Linked DNA regions of Homo sapiens: region 2 is linked to region 1. A link is a loop called in an ENCODE intact Hi-C map of the cell type or tissue named here. Cell type or tissue: endothelial cell of umbilical vein. All regions are shown on one strand. Links, peaks and the distances in the headings refer to the core of each region. The heading gives the core; the rest is flanking DNA. Region 1 overlaps NINL (ninein like). Region 2 overlaps NINL (ninein like).

What was found. A loop is a pair of places that touch in the nucleus more often than their neighbours do. Peaks named below come from ENCODE experiments on the same cell type or tissue, not always from the same donor. Only the 100,000 strongest peaks of a DNase experiment are listed, where the experiment ranks them.
Region 2: a loop joins it to region 1, with 3.0 times the contacts of the local background. A loop is called at or near these places in 5 of 110 quality-filtered maps.

Annotation. Positions count from the first base shown.
Region 1 is chr20:25,478,133-25,494,285 of GRCh38, reverse strand. NINL (ninein like) reads left to right here. Exons shown (of 24, transcript NM_025176.6): 11 at 2,761-2,935; 12 at 4,301-4,411; 13 at 4,962-5,042; 14 at 12,186-12,318; 15 at 14,019-14,125; 16 at 15,080-15,363. Among named protein-coding and RNA genes, the nearest start is that of GINS1, 79 kb to the right of the region's middle. In endothelial cell of umbilical vein, for the core only: no CTCF peak of the experiment used is centred there; DNase peaks (open chromatin) are centred at 6,765 and 9,185; H3K27ac peaks cover 1,995 bases.
Region 2 is chr20:25,566,472-25,582,624 of GRCh38, reverse strand. The region is part of intron 1 of NINL (ninein like); the gene reads left to right. Among named protein-coding and RNA genes, the nearest start is that of NINL, 11 kb to the left of the region's middle. RefSeq lists a silencer at 3,218-3,512. In endothelial cell of umbilical vein, for the core only: a CTCF peak has its summit at 8,008; DNase peaks (open chromatin) are centred at 8,014, 8,874 and 11,184.

The DNA of each region.
Region 1 (16,153 bases), core at 5,335-13,334:
TGTGAGTGTTCCGGGACTAGAGGGGTGCAGTGGAAAGTGCTGTGTGCATGTATGGGGCCTGTGGGGTGCATTGGGGGTGCTGAGTGGGGTTGCTGAGTGTGCGTGGGGCCTGTGTGGTGCTATGTGGGTGCTGTGAGTGTGTGTGGGGCCTGTGGGGTGTAGTGGGGGTACTGTGTGCATGGGACCCATGGGGTGCAGTGGGGGGTGCTGTGTACATGCATGGGGCCTGTGCGGCCTGTGGGCCCCCTGGAGTGTACGTTCTTGGTGCCACTGGCTCCTGTGGCTGTGGTGGTGGTGGGAAGCCCCTGTGGGACTGTGGTCATTTTCAGGGAAGCTAAAAGTCAAGTCTCCTTTAACCAAACATGAGGAGGTGTCTGGTGAGGCGAAAAGCCAGGTACAGGGACAGGTGCAGGCAGTGGCTGGGGCCCTTGCCCTCCACATGGAGGTGCTGGGCCAGGCCTCAAGGCCCGAGTTCCCTGCCCTGAGCCTGGAAGGCATTTTGTTAGGAAGCGGTATCCCTGCTCCTGTGGGCAGGGAGGGTCTCTGTGGTCTCCGTCAGCTGAACTATTCTGGGCCAGCCTTGTAGCGTTATCATTCCCACCTGGCTGGGGAATTCCTAGAGGAGGGACCAAAAGATGCCCCCCGGCCCCTGGGGGAGGTGACCTTGACTTTGTTGCTTAAGACGTTCTCATAGCTCCCTGCCTTCCGGAGCGCACATGAGGCCAGCTTGGATCTCCAGAGGAGACAATTGCTAACATTTAGGAGCTGAAAGTATGTCAGGGAGACCCACGGGGAGCTCCAGGAACTCATTTCCTCTCCCTGGACGCCCCCTCCTTTCTCCTGACGGCTCTGTTGTAAGCTCGGTTCGTCCACCTCTCACTTTCATCCTGAGTATCGGGATCCACCTATCCCTGTTGGTGCCACAGGGATCTTGGTGCTGCCTCTCAGGACCTGAGGGGCTGGGTTCTGACCTCCAGCGACTTCGTTCTCCCGAGCACAGCCTCATCCCAGCCTTGGGGTTAGCAGGGCCCCTAGACAAGAGTGCTCCTTGTGAGACACTTGTGTTCAAAGCTGGAAGTAAGTTGACTCATACTCAGTTTGAGTAACTGAGAACTGATTTGCTTCTGTCCACACGTGTATACCTTGATTCTCTCCCAGCCATTTGGAAAGACTTGTGTGAATTGTCTTTCCCAGGGTTAGAGGATTGGAAACACTCTGTCCTGGAACCTGGTGGAGGGATGCATTCGAGGTGCTAAGCTGCAGCCTCAGAACCCACGTGGCCCTGAGAGCTTGGGTTTTGTCCCATGAGCAATGGGAGTTATGAGTAGGTTTCTGTAAGTAGCTTTTATTATTGCATTAGGTTTTCCTTATTATAAATGTAATGAGTGATACATGTTTATTGCACACATTTTAGAAAGTACAATTAAAGGAAAAATAAAACCAGAAATCTCACTTTCCCGGGGGTATCACTCTTTACATTGCCTATATATCTTTCACCTTTTTTTTCTATGCACATAATTCTTAAAAAAATGATACCATGTTGTGGCCGGGTGTGGTGGCTCACACCTGTAATCCCAGCACTTTGGGAGGCAGATCACGAGGTCAGGAGATTGAGACCATCCTGGCTAACATGGTGAAACCCCGTCTCTACTAAAAAATACAAAAAATTAGCCGGGCATGGTGGTGGGTGCCTGTAGTCCCAGCTACTCGGGAGGCTGAGGCAGGAGAATGGTGTGAACCTGGGAGGCAGAGTTTGCAGTGAGCTGAGATCCCGCCACTGCACTCCAGCCTGGGCGACAGAGCAAGACTCTGTCTCCAAAAAAAAAAATGACACCATGTTGCATATGCTTTTCTGATGGCCACAGAGCATCTCACCTGGGTCTTTGTGTGGATCTGCCATAATTTATTTAACCATTTCCCTATTTTTGTATATTTCAAAAGTTTTTAAAGAGTAGGCTGATAGGAAATATGTAGCTTTAACACTACCCCAAAAGATTTATGGAGTATTAAATTAGTCAGATTATTGTACTTCCTTCATACTCTTCCCTTTTGAGTGTTGTTTCTTTAAAGTTCTAAGCCAAGATTAAAAGCCCGGGCTCTGGGGCTTAGGTGTCTCGGACTTGGTTATGGGCGTCACCAGGCTTCTGCAGAAGTAGGAGCCTCGCTGGTCTTCAGTCTGGGTAGACGTGGTTTGAGAATTCCAGTGAAGCTGCTGTTTCAGAAAGAGATGAGACTGAGCGTTGAACACTGTTTTTCCTGCTAATGGAAACAGTTATTGTAAAAGATGAATGTAGCAGCTGAGAAAAAAATATCCCCCACCTCTTCCTCAGATTGCTTTGGGAATTCACTGTCCATGGGTTTCATGCTGCCTCCCTCCTTGGGAGGGAGGTGATTTTCATGTGCATTTGGTATCGAAAGTCTTTATCAAAGGGCTGTTACCTGCCATGCACACCGGGTGGAGGGGCCACCTTGGGACTCACCCCAGGGAGCTGTGCTCCTCGCTGTGAGGGGGCAGCTGGTGGCATTTGCCATGTGACCCACCAGATCCCCTTGTCTGGGGTCACCTCCAGCAGCCTGTGAGGGAGGAGCACCCACCCTCAGATTTGCCTCCCAGCATGGGCAGCTCAGCCAAGGCAGGGCGGCCCTGCACGTGCTGAGGACAGGGGCGTTTCTAAGAGGGAGGAGGCTAGGAAGGGGGTGGCGTGGGCCTGGGCAGCCCTGACATGACATGTCTGACGTGTGATGTGTGACATGTTACAGGCATCTGGAGCAGGGGTACCGGGAAAGGCTGAGCCTCCTGCGGTCTGAGGTGGAGGCGGAGCGAGAGCTGTTCTGGGAGCAGGCCCACAGGCAGAGGGCCGCGCTGGAGTGGGACGTGGGGCGCCTGCAGGCTGAGGAGGCTGGCCTCCGCGAGAAGCTGACCCTGGCCCTGAAGGTAGGGGCATCCCCAGGGCATCCAGGAAGCTGGGGGGGTGCCTGAGCATTCCCCACACCCACGTCATCCTGGTTGAGGATCCAGATCCACACCTGCCAGTGCCCTCAAGCTTATGTTTCAGGGCAGGGCCCGAGGGAGCACCTGCTGCAGTGAGGAGGTGTCCCACTTGCTGCAGAGCAGAAGGGGTCCTGGCTTGCCAGCAGGACATTGCCCCTCCTTCCCCACCACTCCCACTTTCTGCTCTGGGCCAGGTGGACCTGAGGTCAGGGAGGGCCAGCACCCGCAGCCAGCACTGCTTCAACCCCAGAAACCAGGAACACCCATGGGGGCAGCAAAGAGACCAGAACCTAAAGCCCAGCCTGCCCGAGGCTGGCTTTGTGGCCTGGAGCTGATGGGGTTTGATGGGCTTTGGTGAGTGTCTCACAACTGTCCCCTGATACTGACTCCAGTGAGGCATCGCAGCGGGACAGAGGTGCTGGCCCTTGCTGTGCTGGTCCCTGCTCTGCTCCTGCCTGTGTCCTCCTCTCCTAACTCCCCACACCTGCCCCACCTCCCGGGAGGAGAGGCTGGGCAGCCTGAGCCCCCCAACAGCCTTGCTCTCCACCCTTCTCACTGCAGTCCCCCACCGTCTACAGATGCTGCCTCCTCCCCTGGCAATGGCTGTCTGAGCTGTCCTGGTACGATATCTGATCCCTGGTTCAGGAATGGCTCTGGAAGGATGCCTTTTCTATAATACTTTTGCAATGCTTTTGTATTCCCCACCCTTTCTTTTTTTTTTTTTTTTTTTCCTTGAGATGGAGTCTCGCTCTGTCGCCCAGGCTAGAGTGCAGTGGCATGATCTCCACTCACTGCAAGCCCCGCCTCCCAGGTTCCCACCATTCTCCTGCCTCAGCCTCCTGAGTAGCTGGAACTACAGGCTCCCGCCACCACGCCTGGCTAATTTTTTGTATTTTTAGTAGAGATGGGGTTTCACCATGTTAGCCAGGATGGTCTTGATCTCCTGACCTTGTGATCCGCCCGCCTCGGCCTCCCAAAGTGCTGGGATTACAGGCGTGAGCCACCGTGCCCGGCTCTCCACCCTTTCTCGTATGACTCATGGCCTTTCTGAGCACAGGGTAAGGGAGGGGACAAGAGAAGTGAAGACGATGGGGTAGCCACAGTCTGGGTGGGCTCTGGCGTCTGTCCTGGGAGGGTGGGGGACATCCCCGGCACAGCCGCCTGCACAGCACCAGGTGCCTCGCCTGCGGTGGGTGGGGGTTCTTTCCTGATGCCCAGTCCTATGAGAAGCAAGCCTCTCACCTCCATCCTGCACACATCCCCTCCGTCCTGCAGGAGCCTGATGAGCCACTGGCCTGTGTCTCCTAGGAAAACAGTCGCCTACAGAAGGAGATTGTGGAAGTGGTGGAAAAGCTTTCGGATTCGGAGAGGCTGGCCCTGAAGCTGCAGAAGGACCTGGAGTTTGTGCTGAAGGACAAGGCGAGTCCCTTTGCTGACAGTCTGCCTCCAGAGGGGAGGGCCTGCTGGGCAGAGTGGGGGTGGCGGGGGTGGCCAGGGAGAGATGCGGCAGGTCACAGAATGCGGTATTCTCCTAAAATTTAGAATGAAGAGAAAGTCAGCATGAGGCCTTCCCTCTGCTTCCTCTGCATGACAATGTGGGGGGCCGTCTGCCCACACAGCACAACTGCTCACTAGTGACAGCCCTCAGTGGTGGGGGGCGTGGAGGGAGGGCAGGGCCTTCCCTGGGTGTCACCTAGGGAGGAGGATGGGGAGAGGGGCTGCCCAGGGTCAGGGTCTGGGCTCCAGGGATGAGTGTGGCCACCTTAGATCTAAGTCTGGAAAATCCTTCTGTCTTGTGACCTTCTAGACGGGGGAGTAAGGAGAAGGAGGGGGGATGGCGGCTATACCTGGAGATGCAGCGCCTGGTGTTGGCAGAAGCTGGGCAGGTTCTTGGAGCCCAGGGGCTGGAGAAGCAGGTCCCCCTCTGGCCCGAGGCCCACCCGTGACTTCCTTTGTGTCTGCCTTTCAGCTGGAGCCACAGAGTGCAGAGCTCCTGGCCCAGGAGGAGCGGTTCGCAGCAGTCCTGAAGGAATACGAGCTCAAGTGCCGGGTACGTGCCTGCTCTGTCTGCCTTTTAGTCTCATGTCCAGGCTCTGGGTCTCCACACGCAGGTGGTCCACAGTAACGCAGGAGTGTCTGCTCCAGGGAGAGCCTCTGCTTGCGGCCATGCTTGACCATGGCCTTGCCACACTCCTAGACTTAGGGTTCCCTGGCTCTCGTTGCCACCTATCCTGAAGGCCGCCTCTGTGTGTCCAGGGACCATGCAGGGCATTGTTGTCTTCTGTTGTTCATGTTTAGCTTTCCTGGGCCAAACCTGCCATGCGTGTCCGTCTGTCAGTTGGAGACATAGGAGTGCAGGGCGCAGTGGACGCAGTGAATGAAACTTAAACCCAGGAGGACCCCCGTACACGCTTAATGTTCTCAAGGACCCCAAAGAGCTTTTGTTGATGTAGGTTATATGGATTAAATTTAATATTTACCATGGTAAAAATTAAAGTGGAAATTTTTTAAATTTATTAATTTATTTAAGAATAATAATGTAATAACAGGTTAACATAAATAGCCTATTTTGGGGAACATAGCTGTTTTCCAAAAGAAATAAAAACTAGCCAGGAATGTGCCGTGGTGTTGCATTCTCGCCAGCCTCCTCACTGGCTGGCCAAACAGAGGACGGGATGCTCAAACCTGCTGCTGCGTCAGTCCATCATGATATCACATGACACAGAGCATCTGGAACTGCCACGTGCCCCGAAAGAGAATGAGTGAAGGAGGCCGGGTGCGGTGGCTCACACCTGTAATCCCAGCACTTTGGGAGGCCGAGGCGGGTGGATCATGCGGTCAGGAGTTCAAGACCAGCCTGGCCAAGATGGTGAAACCCCATCTCTACTAAAAATACAAAAATCAGCTGGGTGTGGTGCTGCACGCCTGTAGTCCCAGCTACTCAGGAAGCTGAGGCAGGAGAATCACTTGAACCCAAGCGGCGGAGGTTGCAGTGAGCCGAGATCGCACCACTGTACTCCAGCCTGGGCCACAGAGCGAGACTCCATCCCTCCCCAAAAAAAGAGAATGAGCGCAAGGAAGTCACTTCACACCTCGGCGTGCCACACATTCACCTGCCCCGCTGGGCCACATGTGGGCTGCTGGGAGGCCTGGATGCCCACCCTCACAGCCTGTGTTTCTGGTGCTGTATGACACAGAGTGATTGATTGTTCAGGTTCAGAGCCTGCGGTTGGACCACCACCCTCCTTGGCACATTTTAAATGCAAGCTGCCAGGTTCTGGGGCATTGCAAAGCCTCCATTTCTTCCCCTCCCTGCTCACCTGAGCACGCAGAGACCGTGGAATGTTTTAAAGCTCGGGTGTTTCTCTAGATCTGCAAGAGTGGTTCTGTGAGGAAAGCCTGGTTCCAGTGCCTTGAAGGCCGCCTTGCAGACGAGCTGATGGCTGGCCCAGCCAGCTCCCCATGGTCTCACCCCACCCTGCTCTGGCCCGCAGAAGAAATTCTGTGCGGAAGAAAATTCTGTGTAGAAGAAAACAAACTAGAGTTGAGTTGGGTCGATTATTAACAATACAGAAAAGTTACTTTATCTCTAAGGTCGTTCACCACATGGTTCTTTCATAGGCAGCTCCTGGTTAGGTTTTAATTTACCAAAAGTTAATTTATGTAAAACTTGTACAGAAACATTTTTTTCACCATCAAAAACCCCAGTCCTTGACCCACCTGCCCCTCTTACATCCTGGCATACAGAGGGTTAGGTCCAAACAAGTTGTAACAATAGACACTGAACCCAGCCAAGCTGTCAGCATCAGGAACGGCTGGGCATGTTATGACTGTTATTCTAACAGAACCCTGTATAGGCTTGAAAATAACATGGAAGTGGATGATTTTAGGCATGGAATTCTTTCCAGGCAGCATTGCCAGGTGAACAGATAAGTCATATGCATCCACAAATAACAGCCATTTAAGACCCTGTATAATCCCCCCACCCAGCAAAAATGAGAAAAAAACCTAAAGATATCAGTAGAGCTTGCTTACTGTTCACTCATTCATTTCTCCTGCAAGTTAGCTTTAATAATAATTTTAATAAAAATTTTCAAGTTGGGCAACCATAGTTTATAGCTATATGAACGGGTGATGATCTGAAACTGACTTAATTTTACCCGGTGGATAATCTTTAGTTACCTTGGGTGGTGATGCCACAGCACAACTGGTTTTAGTTACAGCTCATTCTTTCCGTGTGTGAATCTTAAGGCCACATCACCCTGTGCTGAAAATCTGTGATTGTTTCTGGGGATACTGTGATGGTCATTGTTAAGTGAGCAATCGATGTGAAGTAATTTCACAGGATTTGAAATTTGAGCAGGTATTATAGGGAAAATATGTGTCTGTTAAGCTGGTAATTCATGGGCTGCCCTATAGCCAGAGAACCAGATAAAGCATTGTTGTTCGATTTTAAGGGTCTATTCTCGATTCACTCTGAATGATTTCCCTCCCATGTAAAGTGACCCTGACTTTGTCCCTGCCGCACGTTGCTTTGCAACCCCAGAGGATCGAGGTGAGCCCAAGCTTGTGTTCTCAGTGGCTGTGATTACCCCTTCCTGTCTGTGGTTTGCCTCCATCTGGGCACCCTGCCGTTGTTCCCTGCACGTCTCATTCTCCTTTTGAAATCCTATGTGTGATGAGCGGTGTCGCCTTCCTTCTGCCTCGACTGGTGTGTGTGGGGTGGGTGGGGCCTGCCATGCGGATGGGGTCCAGATGGTGTGCTGCTAGGACTGCAGCTGCATGTGGGCTGCTGGCTTCCTCCTCTGGTAGCTGCTGGAGCAGACTCAGAACCTAGAGATAACCTTCCATTAATAGATTCCTTTAGTGCCCTGGATTTTTCAAATTTAAAACCCTTCTTTCTTTAACATGATTCTGTTACTTAAAGACATGCTATTCTTTTCATCTGGGGTTCTTTCAATTTTATTTTTTGAAACAGCAGAGATATTTTATATTTAAATGCTAACCTATTTATTCAGATATTTCCCCTTTCCTTTTTTTGGATTTTTTTGTCTGTTTCAAGCTAACATTTAGAATATTTAAAAACTTTTTATATGAAAACAATTTCAAACTTTCATAGTTACAAACAAAACTAGTGCACAGAGCACGTGTCTGTGTACCCTTTACCCACATGCAACTGTTCACATTTCACCCTGTTGCCTCTGCCTTAGCATACCTGCTCACTGGCTGTGTTGGTGTGGATGTGAACGTGTAGACATTGTTATTTCTGAACCACAGCCTCAATCCAAAGGAAACATCAGCAAACCACAACATGAGACCATTTCTATGAAAAATGGGCAGGAACAACAGTGTTCTTCAAAATTATCAATGTCATAAAAGACAAAGAAAGACTGTGGGAATGTTTCAGAGTCAAGGATGTTAAAGGAACAGGACAACTGAAGGCAGCACCTGGCCCTGGACAGAACACTGTAGAATCCACTGAGAAAAGGAGAAAATTCTGTGATCTTCATGACATCCAAGTTTTATTTACTATACCTTCTAAAGCCTAGTTCATAATAGATTTTTACAATAATAACATTTGATTTAATAAAAATTAAGACCCACTGATCAAAAGACACAAATGGGAGTAAATGTTTGTGATTATGTATTTATCTGATAAAAGACTTGGATCCAGAATATATAAAAACTCTCTCCAAATATGAATACATAACCTAATAAGAAAAAGGTGTATAAGTACCCATAAAGATGCTAAACAACATGATTTAGCATCCGAGGGTCATATATGCACATCCTGACCCTTCACGGCCCAGTGCTTGTGTGCACTTCCTAAGAAACACTTCCTCCCGTTCTGCTGGCAGTGCTGTGCAGCTTCCTGCTCCTGCAGGTGATCATGCAGAGTTCAAGGATTTGCAGATTGCTTATTAAGCCTTTGATAGGCTTCAAATTGATACAGGCTTTAAACCACAGAAATTTGTAAAAGCCACAAGCGAGGGCTTTTATTTCCTGGAGAGTAAGTTTCCCAGCACCTGACTGAATGAGAATATTTTCTCATGACTGAGGCATGCTTGATGAACTGCCATCGAAGCAACATGTTACCTGCTGGCCGAGTTCTGCTTCCCTCAGTGCATCTACCCAGGGCCAGATTGTTTCTTTAATATCCTTTATTCTGACTCATTTCCTTTCTTTGTCTTTATGACATTGATATTTTTGAGGAATGTTGTCCTCCTCGCTTTTTCATAGCAACGTTCCCGTTTTGTGTGTTTCTGATGTTTCCTGTTCACAGCACTGAGGCTGTGCATCCTCAGCTGGCACAGCACATGGGTGATGTTGTGCCCCGCTCGCTGGTGTTGCTTCTGATCTCCCAACCGAGGTGTCGCCTGGTTTCTCTGCTCGGTAATCACCATTTTTTCTCCCCTGCAACTATTAATATTACACAGTCAGTGGAAAGACACTTTAAGACCATGCAAATATACTGCCTTCATCAGAATCTTCCCTGGATTTAGCATCACTGGTGATTCTTGCCTGATTCAGTCTTTACTATGATGGTTGCAAAATGATTTTCCTGCTTAGCAGCCCCTCCACATCTGTCCATGCCATTGGCATTCTACTCAAGCTAGAGAAATCCTGTCCGTCCAGATCTAGCCATACATGTACCAATCACTGGTATGGACTCATGAATTCCCATTTCCTCCCTATGGTTTTTAATTATTTTCGTGCCCAAATTGTGCAAGATTTGGCAAGTGAGAGTCCTCGGCTGCTTGCTGTGCCGCGGCATGCCCCGCAGTGTTGGCTGCTGCCTTGTTTTGTCAAATGTTTCCACACTTGCTGGCATAATGAGATGCCCCAGCACCTGCCCACAATCTGCCATTTCTCCAAGGAGTCTTGGTTCCTTTCCTGAGGGAATGGTTTTAGAGACAGGATCTGGGTGCCTGGCATGCTGCTCGCTCCTAGGGGTCGCTGTGTCTTGACTGAGGGCATCTTTCTGGTCGGTCTCCAGATTCCAGAAGGATCACCCTGAGCCCTCCCCACTGTATGTCACCTGATCTCTGCAAACTCACTTTTGGGGTTTCTTTGTATTTTGTAACAAGGATATTGGTGTTTTTAAAAACTTTTTTTCTTTCAACTTTTATTTTAGATTTGGGGGTACCTGTGCAGGTTTGTTACCTGGGTATATTGCATGATGTGCCGTGTGGGCTGGGGCCTCCCTTCTCCATCTGGGCCTCTCCACGTGGCCTCTGCAGGGCTACTTTGGGCTTCATCACAGCATGGTGGCGGCAGCTGCCCCAGAGCAAATGTCCCAGCAGAAGTGGGTGGATGTCGTGTTCCTGGAAGTCCCGTGGCATCACTTCTGCTGTCTCCTAGGTCGAAGCAGTCACAAGTCCCACTCAGGCTGCAGGGCTGGGGACCGAGGCCCCAGCCACGTGTGAATGGGGAAGCATGCACAGCCTGGTTTATGTCTGCTTCCTGAAGGTCTGCAGGACCCTGGGAGGTGTCTAAGAAAGTGGGCTAGAAACTCTGCCCTTCCTGTCCCTTTAAAGAGCAAGTGACTGAGCATACTGGTTAGGACGTAGTTCATTAAAGTGGGAGCACAATTAAGCTGGCCACAAATGCAGATGCCTCCCCTGAAGCTTCCACCCACCCTGCCATGGTGTCCTAGCCTTCCCGCCGCCCACGCGGCCTCCACCTGCTCCAGTGTCTCCTTACCAACATCATCCTTTCTTTCTGACATGTTCTCTGCTTTGCAGCATATGATCTGAAGCAAATGGTTTCCTCTTTGGTAGTTAAAGCTGCAGAACCCTTTGCAAATTCAGTGGCCGCTGAGGAAGGAATCCTATCCTTACCCAGGGCACTGCCTGACATGCACATTGCAGCACCACTGCAGTTCCAACAAAGACTGTAGTTTCTGGTGGTGACAGTATTCTGCATTTTCTTTTCTTTTCTTTTCTTTTTTTTTTTTTGTTGAGACAGAGTCTTGTTCTGTCACCAGGCTGGAGTGGAGTGGCACAATCTCGGCTCACTGCAACCTCTGCCTCCTGGGTTCAAGCGATTCTCCTGCCTCAGCCTCCTGAGTAGCTGGGATTACAGGTGCCCACCACCACGCCTGGCTAGTTTTTGTATTTTTAGTAGAGACCGGGGTTTCGCCATGTTGGCCAGGATGGTCTCGATCTCTTGACCTCGTGATCTGCCCACCTCAGCCTCCCAAAGTGCTGGGATTACAGGCATGAGCCACCACACCTGGCCTCTTTTCTTTATTTATTTTTTTCTTGAGATGGAGTTTGCTCTTTTTGCTCAGGCTGGAGTGCAATGAATGGCATGATCTTGGCTCACTGCAATCTCTGCCTCCTGGGTTCAAGCGACTCTCCTGCCTCAGCCTCCCAAGTAGCTGAGATTACAGGCGCATGCCACCATGCCCGGCTAATTTTTGTATTTTTAGTAGAGATGGAGTTTCACCATGTTGACCAGGCTGGTCTCAAACTCCTGACCTCAGGTGATCTGCTCATCTGGGCCTCCCAGAATGTTGGGATTACAGGCGTGAGCCACCATGCCCGGCCATACTCTGCATTTTCTACATTTCTCCCCAGGAGCTGCCTCACTTTTTTCTTTGAGCCCCTCCCATATAACAGTGATAGAAAGTGATGTAAGGGCCAGGCATGGTGGCTCACGCCTGTAACCCCAGCACTTTGGGAGGCTGAGATGGGTATATCACTTGAGGCCAGGAGTTCGAGACCAGCCTGGCCAACATGGTGAAACCCCATCTCTACTAAAAATAGAAAAATAAATAAATTAATTAACCAGGCGTAGTGGCGCACACCTGTAATCCCAGCTACTTGGGAGGCAGAGGCAGGAGAATCACTTGAACCTGGGAGAAGGAGGCTGAAGTGAGCTGAGATTGCACCAGTGCACTCCAGCCTGGGCAAGAGAGCAAGATTCTGTCTCTAAATAAATAAAATACAGTAAAAATAAAAGTTTTTAAAAGTGAGAAAGTCAAGAAAGGACCTTTGTTTTGGCTTATCTCACCATGATGTTAGCGACTTAAAATCCAGATGGTTTCCTGCTGGAAGCTGGGAAGCAACAGGCCCTCACCTCACAGTGCACCTCACCTGCAAGGGACCCCCCTGGAGGCCAGCTCGGCCAGCTCGCTGGGCTGAATGGCTGCAGCTGCTAGAGGAGGTGGCTGGCTCTGTCCCCACAGGACCTGCAGGACCGCAACGATGAGCTGCAAGCTGAGCTGGAAGGCCTGTGGGCGCGGCTGCCCAAGAACCGGCACAGCCCCTCATGGAGCCCGGATGGGCGCAGACGGCAGCTCCCTGGACTCGGCCCAGCAGGTAGGAGCCCGTCCCTGGGAGGGGGCTGACCCAAGGCCTGCTGTTGACAACAAGGCCCAGAGCCAGGAAAAGAGAGTGGAGATGATGAAGATGATGATGTTGCTGTGACCTGAAGGGAGGTGGTCTGCTCTGCAGGGACTTTCCAAGGAGGATCCAGGGATGCCACAGGGTGACCTTGCAACACGGAAGGTCACCTGCAGAGGGAGGAGGAAGGGACGCTGAAGGTGGGCAGCCCCAGGGCTGGCCCAGGCTGTTCCCACATCTCAGAGCTGTTTCAGTGACACGGTACTTGCTGAGACTGAGAAGAGCTAAATCCCGGAGAATGCATTGGGGCCTCCCAGTACTCAGGCCTGTTCAGACAGAGGCTGTCGGGGCTTACCCTTGCTGCTTCTGGGTGATGTGGTAGCTGGCACCACCCCCCAAGTCTGACTGAGGCAGGGAGGCACCAAGCACTAAGGGAGCGGCCCCACCTGGCCAACTGCCCCTGTGCTCGCAGCCAATGGGATTAGGACAAGCTCCAAGGACCCAGGGTCCCCGGAACCCACATCGAAGTGTCTCTGGCTCCTCTGCAGAGAGAATGGGGGTCCAGGTGCTGCAGCCGCCCTTGAGGTCTGTGGTGCTCCCTTTGGAGGATGGGGTGGCCTCTGCCCACTCAATAGCAGCATACAATGCACATGGCTCCGTGTCCACTGCTGTGACAGGGGCCCATGGGGACCCAGCAGCCCCACCTGCTCCCCTCGCTCCCCCGTCATGGCAACCTCAGCCCCTCAGAGAAGATTTTGCTGCCATCTGTAACCCCGGGAGAACTTCAGAGTTCTCCTGTTGCCCTGAAACTGTTTACTCAATGAAATAAAAAAAAATAGGCCAATATGGGAACCTCATAGGGGAGCCTAGTCGGGGCTTTTGTGCATGTGAGACTGACCTCCTGGGACCCCTAAGGCACCCCCTCCCCTGCTGGCTCCTGGATTGGAGTCAGGCTCCTGAGGCGCCACCCCAACAGCTGGCAGACTCTCAGGAAGCTGCAGGGAGGTGCAAGACCCCACCGGCCACCCATCCCAGAAACGCACATATCCAGGATTGCCTGCACCCAGGGTGGTGCCTGTGGGTCCGTAGCCCCATTGACGTCCCACCTGGATGCCGCTGGCTGTCACACCTCCCTGCCCGTCAGTCTCAGAGCGCTAATTCCAGCAGGGGTTAGTGTGCCAGAACTGCCTCTCAGAACTTGGCATCGTTTATGTGATGAAATAATAATGTAGGGCCACCAAGGAAAGGTTATCTAAATAGATAGATAACCTCCGTGCACACAGCTGTGGTCATCGGCACATCATCTAAAGCTCTGCACCACCGGGCATCTGCTGTGCCACAGGCCATTATGTCCTTCCATTTCCTCCGTGACCCTGGCATCTTCAGGGAACAGGATTTAGGGTGCAGTAAATGTACCATAGCACAGCATATTTTAGGGACTAAAGGGGCTCCTGTGAATCATGTGGGGAGCCACCTAGTCTCATCTCTGAGTGTTCTGATAAATAACGGAATGCTATGTACTGACGAGTGCTGACTTTAAGGACGCAGCGTCATCCTCACAGCCAGCACCACCTGCCCCTCATGGATGCCAATGCCAAAATATCAGATTGGAAGGTTTGGAAGGGGCCCCCGTGGCATCCTCAGTGTGACAAACGGAAGTGGCCTCTTGTTTGCAGGCATTTCATTCCTGGGTAATTCTGCTCCAGTGAGTATAGAAACGGAGCTGATGATGGAGCAGGTAAAGGAGCATTACCAAGACCTCAGGACCCAGCTGGAGACCAAGGTGAGGGGATTATGGGGCTGTGGGGCCCTGGGGGAGTAGCTGCTGTGTGTTGGGCAGCTTTACTTGGGCACGCTGACATTTCCACATGCGTCTGCCCTGGAATCCTTTGTCTCATTGTGAGCCCCTTTGGGGAGGAAAGTTTGTAGAGAAATGCAATAAAACTGACATGCTGCCCAAACCCTCTTTGGAAGGACACAGGACATAGGATGACTGATGGGGAGGGAATGGTGTGATACTCTGGAGTGTCACAAGGGGATACTTGAGGCAGCGCAGCGCCGTGGCCAGCCCTCCTTGCTGGTCTGTGGGTGGGAATCAGTTACTGGCTGTGCTCCAAGCCTGAGCGACCTGGCATTTGCCCCCTGGGTAGCTCAGTGGCTTTGAGGCCAGGGCCACCCTGGATGAAACTGTCAGGATGAACTTAGCCCTGTTCTGTTCCTAGACTGTGGTGGCTTTTGAGGGACAGTGTCCATGACTTGTTGTGTGTCCAGTTCCTCCGTCAGGGTACCAGCTAGGTGGAGCTGCCTGTGGCCATGCCCTGGGGATCCCTGAAGGATTAACTGGAAGCTCCGGCGAGCCCTGCCCACCCATAGTTGAATGGTATTCCTTCCACTGAGGGCCTCCACGCTGTTCAGAGCCACCCCGAGGTCCTGTAAAGATTCCACCCTCTGCGTCCCTTGCAGTGCTTGGCCAAATGCTCCAGTGAGCCCCGAGCTTCCTGCCTGTCTTGCCTGCCGCCCTGCCTCAGGGGGGATAGGTGACTCACACCTCACTAGGCCCTGGGGAGCACCACCAACATTCATGTCACTGTCCCCTTCTGCACACCCTGGCACCTCGGCAGGCCAGGATGCCGGTCTTTGCACGTTGTGCCAGGCAGCTTCGTGTTTCTGTGTTACGTCAGCAGCAAGATCATTCTTAGGGTCTCCTGGTCCACGGGGCTCATGTTTCTCGTTTTAGGTAAATTACTACGAAAGGGAAATTGCGGCACTGAAAAGGAACTTTGAGAAGGAGAGGAAGGACATGGAGCAGGCTCGCAGGCGCGAGGTCAGCGTGCTGGAGGGTCAGAAGGCCGACCTGGAGGAGCTCCACGAGAAGTCTCAGGAGGTCATCTGGGGCCTGCAGGAGCAGCTGCAGGACACAGCCCGCGGCCCCGAGCCTGAGCAGATGGGCCTGGCACCCTGCTGCACCCAGGCACTGTGTGGCCTGGCCCTGCGGCATCACAGCCACCTGCAGCAGATCAGGTCCAGCCAGCTTCTTTTGAGATTTCAAGTCTGGGGTTTCTTGCCAAGAACCAAAATTTGAAATTAGACTTAGGAAACAACTCAGAATTGCTGTGCCTCCCGACTGGGTGGTTTTCCTCTGGGCAGATGGGTGAGTGCCAAAAGAACAGGTCCTGGCATGAGGATTCTGGCTCTGAATTTAAAATATACATTGGATCATGGGCCATGAAGCTGTTCACTGTGTAGAAACAGCCCAGTGTTCTGTACCCTCTGCCTCAGCCGTGCCCGGCAGCAACATTGCCTCCATCGCTCAGAGACACCCGCTTCTCCAGGGCCAGGCAGGGTAGCATGTGGGGAGATGGAGAAAGGCCTGAAGCCCTGAACAATGGGAAAGATGGCCAGCTGGGGTTAGTGAGGTTCCCAAAAAGGCTCAAGTGTGCAAGCGAGAGAGAAGGCTTACAGAAAGCCTGTGCTGGTGTTTTATGTGTTCTGGTGTGAGGTACATGTGAAGTGACCACGTCTGTTCTTGTTGGGGGCATCTGAGGTAGGAGAGGAAGTGCCTGGTCATCGCAGACAGGCTGCTGCTCAGCTGGCACCCACTGTCCTGTGGAGAGCATTGGCCCCGGCTTAGAAGAGGACGGGCCCTCCCACCACACTGGCCAGGCCACCCCCAGCCTGACAGAAAGTCATCTTTCCGGCCGGATGCGGTGGCTCACACCTGTAATCAGCACTTTGGGAGGCCAAGGCGGGTAAATCACTTGAGCTCAGGAGTTCGAGACCAGCCTGGCCAACATGGTGAAACCCTGTCTCT
Region 2 (16,153 bases), core at 4,367-12,366, 89 kb before region 1:
ATTGAATTGATCTGTATTGGCAAATAAAAGTGGGATGTGTGTTTATGTAAAGTTCAGGTGCAATAAAAATTAGAGGATAACTCTTTTTTGTAGAATGAGAAAATAGCAAGCCTTCTCCAAGGAACTTGGACTTCAGATTTTTTCTTTTTAATGTAGAGCCGGGAGTCTTGCCCAGGGTGGTCTCCAACTCCTGGGCTGAAGTGATCCACCTGCCTCAGCCTCCCAAAATGCTGGGATTACAGGTATGAGCCACCACACCTGACCTCAGATAACATTTAACTCCATCAAATTGGAAAGAAAGCACTTTATAGAGGAATAGTTAGGACTTAAGCAAAAAGTTTTGTTTTTTGTTTGTTTGTTTGTTTGTTTTTGATATGGAGTCTCGCTCTGTCGCCAGGCTGGAGTGCAGTGGCGCGATCTCGGCTCACTGCTACCTCCACCTCCCAGGTTCAAGTGATTCCCCTGCCTCAGCCTCCTGAGTAGCTGGGATTATAGGAGTACACCACCATGCCCAGCTAATTTTTTTATTTTAGTAGAGACGGGGTTTCACCATGTTGGCCAGGATGGTCTCCATCTCCTGACCTCGTGATCCACCCCGCTCGGCCTCCCAAGGTGCTGGGATTACAGGCGTGAGCCACCACGCCTGGCCGGACTTGAGCAAAATTTAATTGAGCAGTTTATATTAACTTCAATGGAAACTTTTTCGCTAACTCATACTTATCCCATATGTTGTGATTTATAGGACTGCTCTAAGGTGGGTGAATTGATATGGTCATTTGCTAAGAGCATGTTGTAAGTCTTTTAATGTTTGGGTATCCTTTGAACATTTGGTGATGGAAAATAGAATAACAAGAATGGCAAAGTTCCAACAGTGTCTGTAGCTTCCCCTTTTACAGTGAGTTCAAGTTCCTTGGAGAAGGCTTGCTATTTTCTCATTCTACAAAAAAGAGTTATCCGCTAATTTTTATTGCACCTGAACTTTACATAAACACACATATCCCACTTTTATTTGCCAATACAGATCAATTCAATCTGTCATCATTTAAACCACTAATGACTCTTTTTAAGTTTTTTAGAAGATGGCACATGTGGCATTTGAGACTTAGAGCATGTGAGCGGGGCTCTGTGAGCACATTCTTTCTATGGTGGACATTTACCTTTGGATTTTTTTTTTTTTTAAACTGAGAAGGAGTCTCGCTCTGTCACCCAGGTTGGAGTGCAGTGGCACAATCTTGGCTCACTGCAATCTCTGCCTCCCGGGTTCAAGCGATTCTCTTGTCTCAGCTTCCTGAGTAGCTGGGATTATATGTGCCTGACCACGCTCAGCTAATTTTTGTATTTTTAGTAGAGACAGAGTTTCGCCATGTTGGCCAGGCTGGTCTCAAACTCCTGACCTCAAATGATCCACCTGCCTTGGCTTCCCAAAGCGATGATGGGATTGCGGGCGTGAGCCACTGCACCCAGCCTACTTTTGGATCTTGCCATGAGCAGGTAGCTACTAGATAGCTTTCCTCTTTCCTGGCACAAGACAGATTTGGAAGCAGGAAGCAAAAACAGGAGCAGTGTCTTGGCCTCACACCTGAACTGGCATGGCTTCCTAGCTGCAGGTAATAGCGTCCTCTGCCCTGGAAGGCATTTCCAGCGCTGTGGCCACTTTGCTGTTCCATTCCTTGGTTATTGTGTAAGTAGTTAAGCCGCGGTGGCTGTAACTGGAATCTAGGTTTGAGTTTAGCTTAGTCCTTGGCTTCAAGTGCAGATTAGGAATTCAGGCCCAAGGCCAAGACATTTGGTTACTCACAAGCTGAGGCCAAAAGTTTGGGTCATACTCTACCTGGAGCTATTTGGAGGCAGGCTTTCCTTCTCCCACCTTGGGGCAACTTTGAGCCTCCTGGATTCTGATTATTGTTGTTTGTGAATGGACAGACAATTTTCTGGGACAGAGGAGTCTTTTAGAGCATGGCTTGTATTTTCATCCTTTTTTGACCTAGGTTCAAGCATGCATCTGGCGCTGCCTGGTTGTACTTCCCTTTCTGAACCCGATTGTCTTTCCTTGGACTTCAGAAAGATAATGGAGCCTTCCATCATCCTCCAAGCGAGGTGACCCGTTTCCCTCAAGACTGCTGTATAGTCTCCCTGGAGTCGAAGTCATTTGTTAGTTTCTGAAACAGGAGAGCTCTCTAGGTACCTCTGAAGCAATCAAGTTTGAGAACCTCTAGGATATACCAATTTTTGTGCATTGATTGTTACTTTGTATCTCATAAGGGGCAATCATTACATTTTTTTTTTTTTTTTAGGTGGAGTCTCACTCTGTTGCCCAGGCTGGAGTGCCATGGCGCAATCTTGGCTCACGGCAACCTCTGCCTGCTGGGTTCAAGCAATTCTCCTGTCTTAGCCTCCTGAGTAGCTGGGATTATAGGTGTCCACCTCCACGCCCAACTAATTTTTGTATTTTTTAGTAGAGACGGGGTTTCACCACGTTGTCTACGCTGGTCTCGAACTCCTGACCTCAGGTGATCCACCCGCCTCGGCCTCCCAAAGTGCTGGGATTACAGGCTTGAGCCACCATGCCCAGCCCACACATCTTCTTATAACCTTATTTTTGGATCTGCTTTGTTGAGTAAAGTAACAATTTTGGTTTGTTGGAGTTTCTAAGAGTGGTCAGAGACCTGAGGGGCAATCACTCTTCAAAATCTCTCAGTTTTTAAGCCTCTGGTAAAGAATTTTACATTTGTAGAGTATATCAGTTAGGATATTTTAGCCACTAGTGTTGGAAAACCCAACTCAGTCTGGCTTAAATAAACAGGGAGTTCACCGAAGACCTCAGGATGGGCTGCTCCATTGTTGAAGTGGCCCTGAGGGACGCAGGTGGCTTCTCTTCTGCACACAGCCTCTCACATCCATGGAGAGAGGGAGCTTGGCTTCTGTGGCTTCTGTGCCTCTCTGAAGAATGAGGAGTGACAGCTGGTGCCCCCAGCCAGGGTAGTGGAGTCCTGGGCCATTTGAACCAGTCACCAGGAGGCCTCCCCCGGCTGTCTCCAGAGGCAGGGTGGCGTGGGGGTGTGGGGACAGGAAGGACAGGCTTTTGGGTGCCTGGTCCGTGGGGGCTGTGTGAGCCTCACCATAAGGTAGCGTGTCACCTGTGCCCAGTCCCCGTGCATGACTTGTGCACTGGTTGTGGCTGCCAGAAATGGAGCTCAGGTCTCCTGGTGTTTTGTTTTTAAATTTTGAATGAGCATTCAGTAGGTGCCAGGCACTGTTCTCAGTGTTTTTGTTAAATTCTTTCACGGAGTACTCATAGCAGGAGGCTGAGCCGGGGTGTACTGTTGCCCCCATCTCACACACAGAGAGTGCGAGGGTCAGAGAGGATAATAACATACTCAGGGTCACATGGAGGTCAGGGGTGCTCCGGTCTGGAGAGGCTCTGCAAATTCCATGTCCCCTGCTGTGCCTCCCAACACAGTGGGGTTTCCAACATCCCTTACTGCCTCCGAGGGACTATATCATTTCTTTACCTTAACAAGAAGATGAGGTATTTTCAGTGCTAGAGAAAAGCTGTGACTTATGTGATCCTGTCTACACATGCTGGTTGAGAAGCAGTATGAGGACTGTTAGCTCAAAGTCCCATTTTTATTTTATTTATTTATGTTTTAGAGACAGGGTTTCACTGTGTTGCCTGGCTTGACTTGAACTCCTGGGTTCAAGCATTCTCCCACCTCAGCCTCCCAAGTAGCTGGGACTACAGGCATGTGCATGACTCCATTTAATTTAATTTAATTTAATTTTGCTTGAGCTTTACTGCTTGATCAAATTCCTTTTTTTTTTTTTTTTTTTGGAGATGGAGTCTCGCTCTGTCACCCAGGCTAGAGTGGTAGTGGGCGATCTCCGCTCACTGCAAGCTCCACCTCCCAGGTTCACGCCATTCTCCTGCCTCAGCCTCCTGAGTAGCTGGGACTACATGCGCCCGCCACCATGCCCGGCTAATTTTTTCTATTTTTAGTAGAGACGGGGTTTCACCGTGTTAGCCAGGATGGTCTCGGTCTCCTGACCTCATGATCCACCTGCCTCAGCCTCCCAAAGTGCTGGGATTACAGGTATGAACCACTGCGCCCAGCTAATCAAATTCCATTTTTAAGCAAGAGTATTAAGGACTTAATGAATTGTGCTTTGCTTTTTGTGGCTTTGTGTGCGTGTGTGCGCCCATGGAAATAACATTTCAGGGCCGGGCGAGGTGGCTTATACCTGTAATCGCAGCACTTTGGGAGATTGAGGCGGGCAGATCACTTGAGGTCAGGAATTTGAGACCAGCCTGACCAACATGGTGAATCCCCGTCTCTACCAAAAATAGAAAAATTAGCCAGGTGTGGTGGGGCACACCTGTAATCCCAGCTACGCCAGAGGCTGACATGGAAGAATCGCTTGATCCTGGGAGGCGGAGGTTGCAGTGAGCCAAGATTGCGCTACTGCACTCCATGGGCGCCAGAGTGAGATTCCGTCTAAAAAAAAAAAAAATCACGCCTGTAATCCCAGCACTTTGGGAGGCCGAGGCAGGCAGATCACCTGAGGTTGAGAGTTCAAGACCAGCCTGACCAACGTGGAAAAACCCCATCTCTACTAAAAATACAAAATTAGCCAGGTGTGGTGGTACATGCCTGTAATCCCAGCTACTCCATAGGCTGAGGCAGGAGAATCTCTTGAACCTGCGAGGTGGAGATTGCAGTGAGCCGAGATCGCGCCATTGCATTCCAGCCTGGGCAACGAGAGTGAAACTCCATCTCAAAAAAAAAAAAAAGAAAAGAAAAGAAAATATTTCAGAAAAATGAGTCTGTTCCTGGGACTAGGACAGTAGTAAGCCCCGAGCTTCTGCTGGCCCCACACAAAGAGGGGTGGTGGGCTCCCCCGCCAGGATGGACCTCACAGGAGCTCTATTCACAAAGAGGACCTCCAGGTTCCCCTTAGAGTCATGGGTGGTGTCAGACCCTAAACATGAGAACCAGCATCAGTCAATATAGTGCAATATTCACTAACTTGGAGTTTTCGTTTCAAGGGCATAGGAATGTAGTAAACAGCTATTAATTATTTAAAAATCAACAGGGAGAGTCTGCTCGGTGCAGATTTTGAGTAGGTTGTCCCAACCCCAGGGAGAGCTCCTTGTATCTGGAAGGCCTCTGCCTGTCCTGTACTCAAGTGACCTGAGGAGGGATGTGCTGGACTGTCCGGCCACGTGGCCTTGGGACTTCCAGCCATGCTCGGGAGGAGGACAAAACCAGGCAGGCAGAAGTGGGTAGCGTGCCAGGTCTCCAACACAGGAGAGGCGGCAGGGCCTTGAACAGACTTGGGGACGCGTGTCTCCATGTGGACCAGTGAGTAAAACTGAGTACCCACGGTCCTGGGATGACCAGCAGGGACTCCAGAGGGCGGGCTGCAGCCCGGCCAGTTAGCTCCCTGCTTCAGGCAACGTTGTCACTGCTCTCCAAGGCCCCAAATGAAGGTAAGTGACAGGCTGAGATTTTCCCCAACTCTGGGTAGGGACAGAAACGTGGATGCCCAATTTCGGAACCCCACAATCTACATTAATGGCCTGTACTGATTTCTGGTACGGTTCCTCAGGAAACTGTGTCAAGCAGGATGTTTGCAGGGGCAGGTCTGAAGTGGACACAGTCCACAGCCTGCATAGTTCAAGACCAGCCAGGCCTTGCTCTGTGGCAAAAGTTTTAAACTGTACTTGATAGTGTACACTGTTGCACAGCTTTAAAGCGAAGCAATTCTTGATACATTTTAAATTCTTACTGAATTTTTATTATTTCCAACTGTGCACATAAAGTAAGACTCTTATCATTGTAGACTTTCACCACTTAAAATTCTCAGGCTGGCACGGTGGCACATGCATGTAATCCCAGAACTTTGGGAGGCTGAGGTGAGAGGATCTCTTGAGTTCAGGAGTTCGAGACCAACCTGGGCAATGTACTGAAACCCCATCTCTACCAAAAAAAAATGAAAAATTAGCTAGGCACAGTGGCATGTGCCTGTGGTTCAAGCTACTTGAGAAGCTGAGGTAGGAGGATCACTTGAGCACGGGAAGTGGAGGCTACAGTGAGTGGGGATGCACCACCGCACTCCAGCCTGGGTAACAGAGCAAGATCTTGTCTCAAAAAAGTAAAATAAAATAAAAATGAATAAACTTCTCATAATTCAAACTCACATAAAGGTGACTACCCTGCTGCAGTCACCATGCTAACCAAGCGATTGCAGTTACTGTCACCAGTTATGAGACATCTGTGCCCCCCATGAGATGTGCCAAGGACACACCTGACCCAGGTGTTCCTGCCACCCTTGAATCTAATTGTGCAGACACCAGACAGACTCTGGGACATTCTACATAACGCCCTGCCTGTGTCTACTCCAAAGACTTCAAAGTTCAGAAACAGAGACTGAGAAAATGGTCTGGTTTAAAGGGACAGGAAAACCGTGTACAGTGCTTGTCTCTGAATTGGAAACTGGACTGGGGTGAAAAAGATAGCTGTAAAGGACATTGTTGGCACCATGGACAGAATTTGATCTGAATGGTGGATTGTATAAATGTCAAATTTCCCTAGTTTGTTGTACTGTGACTGTCTCCTTGAGCTTAGTGAATACATTTTGAACTATTTAGGGATACAGGGGCACAAAGTCTGATACCCGATTTCAAATGGAGAAGGAGAGGAGCAGGGGTAGATAGATGATATGGAGGGAGGGAGGAAGTGAGGGAGAGAAAATGACAAAATGGTTGTGGTAAAGGGGAAAAGTGGAAACAGGTGGTGAAGCCAGCCGAGTGAGGGAGTATTGGAGAATTTTTTGTACTATTCTTACAAGTTTTTTTTTTTGTTGTTTTGTGTTTTTTTTGAGACTGAGTACTTGCTCTGTCGCCCAGGCTGGATGGCGCGATCTCGGCTCACTGCAACCTTTGCCTCCTGGGTTCCAACAATTCTCCTGCCTCAGCCTCCTGAGTAACTGGGATTACAGGCCCACGCCACCATGCCCAGCTAATTTTTTACTTTTTAGTAGAGACGGGGTTTCACCATGTTGGCCGAGCTGGTCTCGAATTCCTGACCTCATGATCCATCCACCTTGCCCTCCCAAAGTGCTGGGATTACAGGCGCAAGCCACCACACCTGGCCTATTCTTTTTTTTTTTTTTTTTTTGAGACGGAGTCTCGCTCTGTTGCCCAGGCTGGAGTGTAGTGGCGCAATCTCGGCTCACTGCAAGCTCCGCCTTCTGGGTTCATGCCATTCTCCTGCCTCAACCTCTGGAGTAGCTGGGACTACAGGCGCCTGCCACCACGCCCAGCTAATTTTTGTATTTTTAGTAGAGACGGGGTTTCACCATGTTAGCCAGGATGGTCTCGATCTCCTGACCTCATGATCCGCCCGCCTCGGCCTCCCAAAGTGCTGGGATTACAGGTGTGAGCCACCGCACCTGGCCTATTCTTTTAAATTTTCTATACATTTGAAAGTTTTTCAGAATAACAAGTTAAAAAGCTAGTCCTATATTCACTGCCATCTAAAGACCTCCAACCAATAAAAAGTTTACTATATTTCATCTATTCTAAGATAAACCTTTTTTTTTCTTTGCTTGATAGTATTTTTGACTTGGGGGTACATTTAAAAACTGATGCCATCTTAGCACTGGGTCACATTTTGACAGCAGTTTTTCGTCATCATTTGTCTTAGAATTAGTGGCATCTCAAATTTGATGAAATACTGTATTTTTCTCTGGCTCTGTTATGTGAGGAGGTGGGAAAAAAGAAGACTCCTAGGAGCTTTGCATGTGACATTTTTTCAGCCCCTCATGCCCACATCTACACTCAAGGATTCCACCCCCATACCATGTAGCTACATTAAACTCAACATATTCCAGACTGGATTTCTGTCTGCACCTCTATCTACCATGCCAATCTGTGCTTCCTCTGTTTCCTCCCTCAAGGAACAGAAACCTGATATTTAGCCACCGATGGCCCCAGAAGGTCCAACAGGAGGAGCTCCAGGACCTGTCTAGGAGGGGAGATGTGGACACTTCCTGTAAAGTGGGGCATGCATGAGGAGGAGGTGGCCTGGATCCTTCCCTTTCTGGGTAAAGGGTGGAAGCGGTGTGGATTCTTTACTTCGTGTGTTCTGATAGCCATGTGTCACTGTGTACTTGTTCTTTGGGTCTTCACATCTCCTCCTGTTGCATTTTAAAGCATTTCAATGGCATTTTTATGCCTAATAAAGCATTCTCCTAGAAAAAAAAAAAAGACGGTGGTGGGCACAAGGCCCTTGCCCAGCCATGCCATGGCACAGACACTAGCTTTGTTTCTTGAAATGACTTTGGGATCCAGATGTCTGTGCTTCATTTTCTCCATTGTCAAGTGAGAATAGTTTTCCTGAGTCAGTTGAGATAATGGACAAGGGAATTTAAGGTGCCATAAAGCTCTAAAATTCTGTGATTTAAAATAGGGGACTTTTGAAACAGTCATTTATACTAGAATCATTCAAATAACAGATACACTTTAGGCAAACAGCTCTGAGCGCAGACGTCAGTGAAGGGCAGGGGTGTGGCTGGTTTCTCTGCTTCCTGACTCCCCACACTCCTTCCCAGGTTTCTTTCCCTTATTGGTTCCTGTTTCTGGGTGATTTTTACACTGGATGCTTGCAGGGAATTCATTCCTGACCACCAGGAACAGGTGTGCTGTATGGAACAGGCTATGGCCTGATGCTCCAGGCTCTTGTCTGCTCCAGGGTCCCTAGTCACCGCCATGTTGGAAACTTTTCAGGTCTCCTCAGACCTTGAACTCTATGTGTGTCAGACTTAGAAATGGTTCCATGCAAAGTCTTTTTAGTTGACTCAGGGGAAACTGCATCAGCCCAGGATTGTAACATTTTATTTTAGTTTATTTTGTTTGGCATGGACTTCAAGTAGTTGCAATAGCAAAATATGGTAATTTTCCCATCAATGGGCTCCTCAGATTGCTGTGTTTTATCTACATTTAGGTTGACAGGCAATTCTGAATCCTCTTTTAGGGCCTTTGAATTGTTGGTGTTGACACTGACCTTCACAGCAGGCTCATTCTTTAGAAATAGAAACCCCAAATGTTCAGGCCTCTGTCAGAGTCTGTGCACTTTAGGATACGTGTAGAGAGCGTAGAAGAGCATCAGTGTTGTGTGTTATGCCTCTAGGCTCCTAATCGCATGGCTGGAATTTCAGATATGAAAGTTGGAATAATCATGAGAAAAGGGGTAGACTGTTCTTAGGATTTTTCAGCATAGATTTTATAGGCTATGTTATTTTATTCTTTAATTTTTTTTTTTTTTTGAGATGGAGTTTTGCTCTTGGCGCCCAGGCTGGAGTGCAGTGGTGTGATCTCGGCTCACTGCAGCCTCCGCCTCCCAGGTTCAAGCAATTCTCCTGCCTCAGCCTCCCGAGTAGCTGGCACTACAGGCATGTGCCACCATGCCCAGCTAATTTTTGTATTTTTAGTAGAGACAGGGTTTCACCATGTTGGCCAGGCTGGTCTGGAACTTCAGACCTCAGGTGATCCGCCCGCCTCGGCCTCCCAAAGTGCTGAGATTACAGGTGTGAGCCACCACGCCTGGCCTATTCTTTTATTTCTTTATAGTCAACATGAAACTAGAAAGGTTACACCCAGGTTCTGGGGAAGAGAAAGTGTCTCAGTTTTATAACAGATGGATAGAATGGACCGGGACGTGGAATGTTTGGTTGAAGTATTGCTTTTTTGTTCTGGGGAGGAAGCAAGTTAATATTCTTTCCTTATAATTCAGTTTACTAATACAGATTCTTACATGACACTAGGGCTTTTCAGGTTGATTTAGAGCTGGAAGAGACATTTTCCGTGTATTTTGGATATCAAATTCCTGTACTTATTTCATGGAAAAACTTTTAGAAAACTATCAAAACTACCTTATATGCTTGTGTGCTGTTAGTAGGTATGGGGCAGTATGTAAAGGTTTGTGTTCCAACTCTGGCGTTATCACTCACTGTGAGTTCACTTAGCAGATCTGTGACCTTGGGCAAATTGCTTAGCCTCTTCTGTGGCTCAATTTCCTCACCTGTAAAATGGGTAATAATAGTGCCTTCTTCAGAAGGATAAATTCCAAAGTGCCTAGGAATGTGTCCAGTACATGATGAGCACTCAAGAAATACAAGTTTTATATCACCAAAAGATAATTACAAAAGCAAGCACCGTAGTGAGGGGTCAGTGGTAGAGACACCTCTCCAGTGGCTCTGACAGCTCAGAGAGTGGGCCCCAGCACTGCACTCCCAGGGAGGGAGTGTTAAGAAAATCTCCTGGGGCCGTTTTTTTTCCCCTCAACCTTTAAGGTCACTTGACTGAAACAAAAATAAATTGCAACAATTGTCTCATTAAAAAAAAAAAACTACTCAGAATGGCAAAATGTGCAAACACTTCAAAAAAGTATAAACTTAGGCAACTTAAAGGAACAGACTGTATTACTAAGATGCTGTGGTGACCCTGCAGGGTCTGTCCTCATGTCCTCCTGTGTCTGCACATGCGTTCTGCAGAGTTGAAAGCTGTGTGTGCTAGGCTTCTGCTGAGTTCTCTTGGTTAGTGTTTTTATAGACAGGTGTCTGCATGTTGACACAGTACATGGCCTGTTAGCTTCAGTGCTGTTGAAAATATATACCGTGATGTGTTTCCCTTTTGTTAGGATTTTGATTTTTTGCTGAGCTAAAGCAACCTTTTTTTTTTTTTTTTTTTTTTTTTTCAGACAGAGTCTCACTCTCTTGACCAGGCTGGAGTGCAGTGGTGTGATCTTGGTTCACTGCAACCTTTGCCTCCCAGGATTCAAGCAATTCTCCTGCCTCAGCCTCCTGAGTAACTGGGATTACAGGCGTGTGCCACTATGCCCAGCTAATTTTGTATTTTTAGTAGAGACAGAGTTTCACCATGCTGGCCACACTGGTCTGAAATTCCTGACTTCAAGTGATCCACCTGCCTCAGCCTCCCAAAGTACTGGGATTCCAGGTGTGAGCCACTGTGTCCAGCCTAAAGCAACTTTTAAATAGCATTCCATGAAGAGTTTCCAAGTCTTCCTGTTTTCCTTCTCTCTGGACTAAAATGTCTCCACCTTCCTTCCTCCCTGCAGCCCTGTCACTGTGTACTCAGGCTGCTGCTGGGGCAGGTGTGCACTGAGTTCTCTTATCACAACCTCCCAGCAGGCTCCTTCGAGGAGTGCTGGAGGGTCTGGGCTGGCCAGGCTCACACAGGCCCACTCCTTGACCCTGGCGTGCCAGACACCTTGCCCCTGGTGAGACAGGGAGGGAAACCCTTTCTTAAGTTGTTTTAATTTGTGTTTCCTTAATGATGAGCAGTACTGTGGCTATGAAACCTGCTTATTATAATGAAAGGCAAGATTATCCCCTTACGTGATCAGCCTTCCTTTTTCTGGATATTTTGACGTGGTTCTTACAGGAGTAAAGACATCATAGTCGTAGCAAGCTGTGGCATCCTCACCCAGCCAGCCATCGGGGCTTACTTATTAATGAGTGAGAAAGGGGAGCTTTCATGGTGACAACACCTACTTATAGAGCAGTCATCAGTTTTTTTCAGAATAATAACATCTACTTGCCCAGGATTTGGCTGGGCGCGGTGGTTCACGCCCAGCACTTTGGAAGGCTGAGATGGATGGATCACTTGAGGCCAGGAGTTTGAGACCAGCCTGGCCAACATGGTGAAACCCCGTCTTTACAAAAAATACAAAAATTAGCCAGGCATGGTGGCGTGTGCCTGCAGTCCCAGCTACTCGAGAGGCTGAGGCAGGAGAATCGCATGAGCCTGGGAGGTGGAGGTTGCAGTGAGCTGAGATTGCGCCACTGCACTCCAGCCTGTGTGACAGAGTGAGCAACTCCTTCTCAAAAAAAAAAAAAAAAAAAAAAAAGTCTACTTGCCCAGGATCTCTGACATTTTGGAAAAGCTAAAAAAAAAAAAGTATCTGTATTAGTTCGTTCTCGCACTGCTATAAAGAAATACCTTAGACTGGGTAATTTATAAAGAAGAGAGGTTTAATTGGCTCAGGGTTCTGCAAACTGTATAGGAAGCATAGCGGCTTCTGCTGCTGGGGAGGCCTCAGGGAGCTTCCAATCATGGCGGAAGGCGAGTGGGGAGTGAGGTGGCTCACACAGTGGGAGCAGGAGCATGAGAGAGCAAGCGAGGAGGTGCCACATGCCTTTAAACAACCAAATCTCATGAGAACTCACTATCCTGACAACAGCACCAAGGGGATGGTGCTTACCCATGAGAAACCGCCCCCACAATCCAGTTGCCTCCCACCAGGCCCCACCTCCGGCATTGAGTATTATAGTTGAACATGAGGTTTGGGCAAGGACACAGATCCAAACCATATTGGTGTCTATATGAATTCTTCTCTGCAATTTCTAGCTTTTGTTTTGTTTTGAGACAGAGTTTTGCTCTGTCGCCCAGGCTGGAGTGCAATGGCCCAATCTCAGCTCACTGCACCCTCTGCCTCCTGTGTTAAAACGATTCTCCTGCCTCAGCCTCCCAAGTAGCTGGGACTACAGGTGCCCACCATGCCCAGCTAAAATTTTTTTTTTTTTTTAGTGGAGACAGGGTTTTGCCATGTTGGCCAGGCTGGCCTCCATCTTCTGAGTGATCCTCCTACCTTGGCCTCCCAAAGTGCTGGGATTACAAGTGTGAGCCACCACGCCCGGCTGCAGTACCTAGCTTTGACAGAGAATCAGATGTGCCAGCGAGGCTCCTGAGAAAGCTCTGGGTGGTTCCTTGACAGTCGTGACATTTCCATAGTGACAAGGGTAGTGGGGCTCAGTTGTGGCCCTGCTGCATTCAGGAAGGACTGCTCTTCCTGTGGCTGCTTCCTCCGCCTCCGTGCTTGCTCCACACCAGGCCATGCCTTCTGCCTCTGAGGGAATCTGGGTTACCAGTCGTCGGCCTCTCAGGTGTCGCTCAGAACATATCTGCACCCACATCTCTCCTGCCTCCTGCAGGGCCTCCCAGGAGGAGGTGACCTGCCCACTTCCATTCATCGCTGTCTTGCCCTCCAGGCTCTGAGACATGGGCCGCTGGCTGCTGTGGAAGAGCTGCAGGCATGCAGTGGCTTCTGCACCAGCATCCCACCCTACTGCTGCTCCAACCCAGCACTGTGGCGCTCCCTTGGGAAGCATTATCACAGACGCTCCCAGGTAAATGTAAATTATCTTGTTTAATAAAAACACGTATAAACTCCTTGGCATGTATGCACCTGCAGCAGGATAAGTTATTCAAACTTGCTGTTTGGTTTTCAAGTGTTTGTAGATTTTCCTGTTGTATCTTTCTATTACTAATTTAATTTATATAATTTATTTCTAATTTAATTTTTTTTTTTTTTTTTGAGACAGAGTCTCGCTCTGTCACCCAGGCTGGAGTGTAGTGGCGCTATCCTGGCTCACTGCAACCTCCACCTCCTGGGTTCAAGTGATTCTCCTGTCTCAGTCCTGCTAGTAACTGGGATTACAGGCATGCATCACCATGCCCGGCTAATATTTTTTTGGTAGAAACGGGGTTTTACCATGTTGGCCAGGCTGGTCTCAGAAACTCCTGACCTCAAGTGATCTACCCACCTGGGCCTTCCAAAGTGCTGGGATTACAGGTGTGAGCCACCACACCCAGCAGGAAAAAAAAAAATATTTTGTAGAGACAGGGAGGGGTCTCAATGTGTTGCCCAGGCTGGTCTCAAACTCCTGGCCTCAAGTGATCCTCCTGCCTCAGCCTCCCAAAGCACTGGGATTATAGGGATGAGCCACCACACTCAATTCCAAATTCAATTTCTTTCTTCAATTTCAGGGCTGCTATTCAGATCATCTCTTTCATCTTGGAAAAGTTCTGATTGTGGTTTTTAAGAAATTGGTGGCAGGGTGTGGTGGCTTACTCCTGTAATCCCAGAACTTTGGAAGGCTGAGGTGGCAGGATCACTCGAGCACAGGAGTTTGAGACCAGTCTGGGAAACATAGTGAGACACTGTCTCTACAAAAAAATTTAAAAAATAAGCCAGGCATGGTGGCACGTGCCTGTAGTCACAGCTACTCAGGAGGCTGAGGTAGGAGGATTGCTTGAGCGGAGGAGGTTGAGGCTGCTATGAGCCATGATCAGGCCACTACTCTTCCCGACTAGGTGACAGAGTGAGAGTCTGTCTTTAAAAAAAAAAAGTAAGAAAGAAATTGGTCCTTTTAATCTAAACTGTTGAATTTATGTGTGTGGAGTTTATAGTATCCTATTATTTAGTACTCCTAAATAATAGGAGTTTATTATCCTATTATGCCTGCAGAATCTGTAAAGATACAATTCTCTCTTTTATTGCCAATAATGGCAGTTTGTCTTTTTTTTTTTGAGATCTGACAAATGAAAATTTGTAAATTCTTTCTCTTTTTTTCCCTTCGTTAGTTTTGCTAGAGGTTTATCAATTTTATTGAACTTCAAAAATCAGCTTTGGGTTTTACTGATTTTTTTTCTATTACTTTTCTGCGTTCAGTTTTATTGATTTCCCCTCTTTGTTATTTTCATTCTTCTGCTTGCTTCAGTTTATTTTGCTCTTTTTTTCTAGTTACTTGAGCTGGAAGCTGAAATTATTGATTCAAGCCCTTCTTTTCTATTATAAGCATTTAATAATAAATTTTCCTCTGAGAACTGCTTTAGCTGTATCCCACAGATTTTTGTATGTTGCATTTCATTTCATTCAGTTTAATATATTTAATTTTTTTCTTGCAATGTCCTCTTTGACCAGTGGATTATTGAGAAATGATGTGTTGTTTAATTTTCAAGTGCATGGAGATTTTCGGTTGCATCTTTCTATTACTGAATTCTAATTTAATTTTATTATGGTCTGATAGCATATTTTGTATTATTTCTATTCTTTTAAATGTATTGATATATGTTTTATGGCCCAAAATATAGAATATCTTTTTCTTGGCTTCATGGTATATGAGAAGTCTGATGTAATACTTAACTTTGCTCCTAAGGGTTTTTTTTCTTCTGGCTTCTTTCAGGTTTCTCTTTGTTTTGGGTTCCTGCAGTTTGAATATGATAGGTCTAGGTCTTTCTTTTGGTTTTCTCCAATTTGAATATGATAGGTCTAGGTCTTTCTTTTGGTTTTCTCCAATTTGAATATGATAGGCCTCGGCCTCGATTTTTTGGTATTATCCTGTGTGGTGCTCTCTGAGCTTCCTGAGTCTGTGGTATGGGGAAATTCTCAGCCATTATTACTTCAAACATTTCTTCCTCTCTTTCTACTTCTAATGTTCCCATTATGCATGTGTTACACCTTTGATAATTGTCTCATAGCTGTTGAAGATTCTGTTCTTCCTCCACTCTACCACCCCTATTCTTTGTTCTCTTTGCTTTTCAGTTTGTGAAGTTTCTATTGAAATATTTTCAAGCTCGTTGATTCTTTCCTCTACCATGAGCAGTCTACTGATGAGCCCATCAAAGGTATTGTTTTAAAAGAAAATTTTTTTTTTGAGACAGGGTCTCACTCTGCTGCCCAGGTTGGAGTGTAGTGGTGAGATCATAGTTCACTGCAGCCTCAAACTCCTGGGACTATAGGTATGCACCACCATGCCTGGCTAATTTTTAGATTTTTTTTTGTCTCACTGTGTTGCCCAGGCTGGTCTCAAACTCCTGGCCTCTAGTGACCCTCTTGCCTCAACCTCCCGAAGTGGTAGGATTACAGGTGTGAGCCACTGCACCCAGCCAGCATTCTTCATTTCTGTTACAATGGTGTTGCTTTGTTTTCATTTTTGTTGTTGTTGTTGTTGTTGTTTGTTTGTTTTAGAGATGGGTCTTGCTGTGTCACCTAGGTTGGAGTGCAGTGGTGTAATAATAGCTCACTGCAGCCTCAAACTCCTGGGCTCCAGCAAGCCTCCTGCCTTGGCCTCCCAAAGCACTGGGATTACAGGCATGAGTTACCATGCCGGGTCTGTTACAATGTTTTTGATCTCTAGCATTTTCTTCTGATTCTTTCTTAGAGTTTGCATATTTTTATGAACCTTACTCATCTTTTTGTATGTTGTCCACTTTTTCCCATTACAGCCCCTCACATGTTAATCATAGTTATCTGAAAGTCTCAGTCTGATCATTGCAAAATCTTTGTCA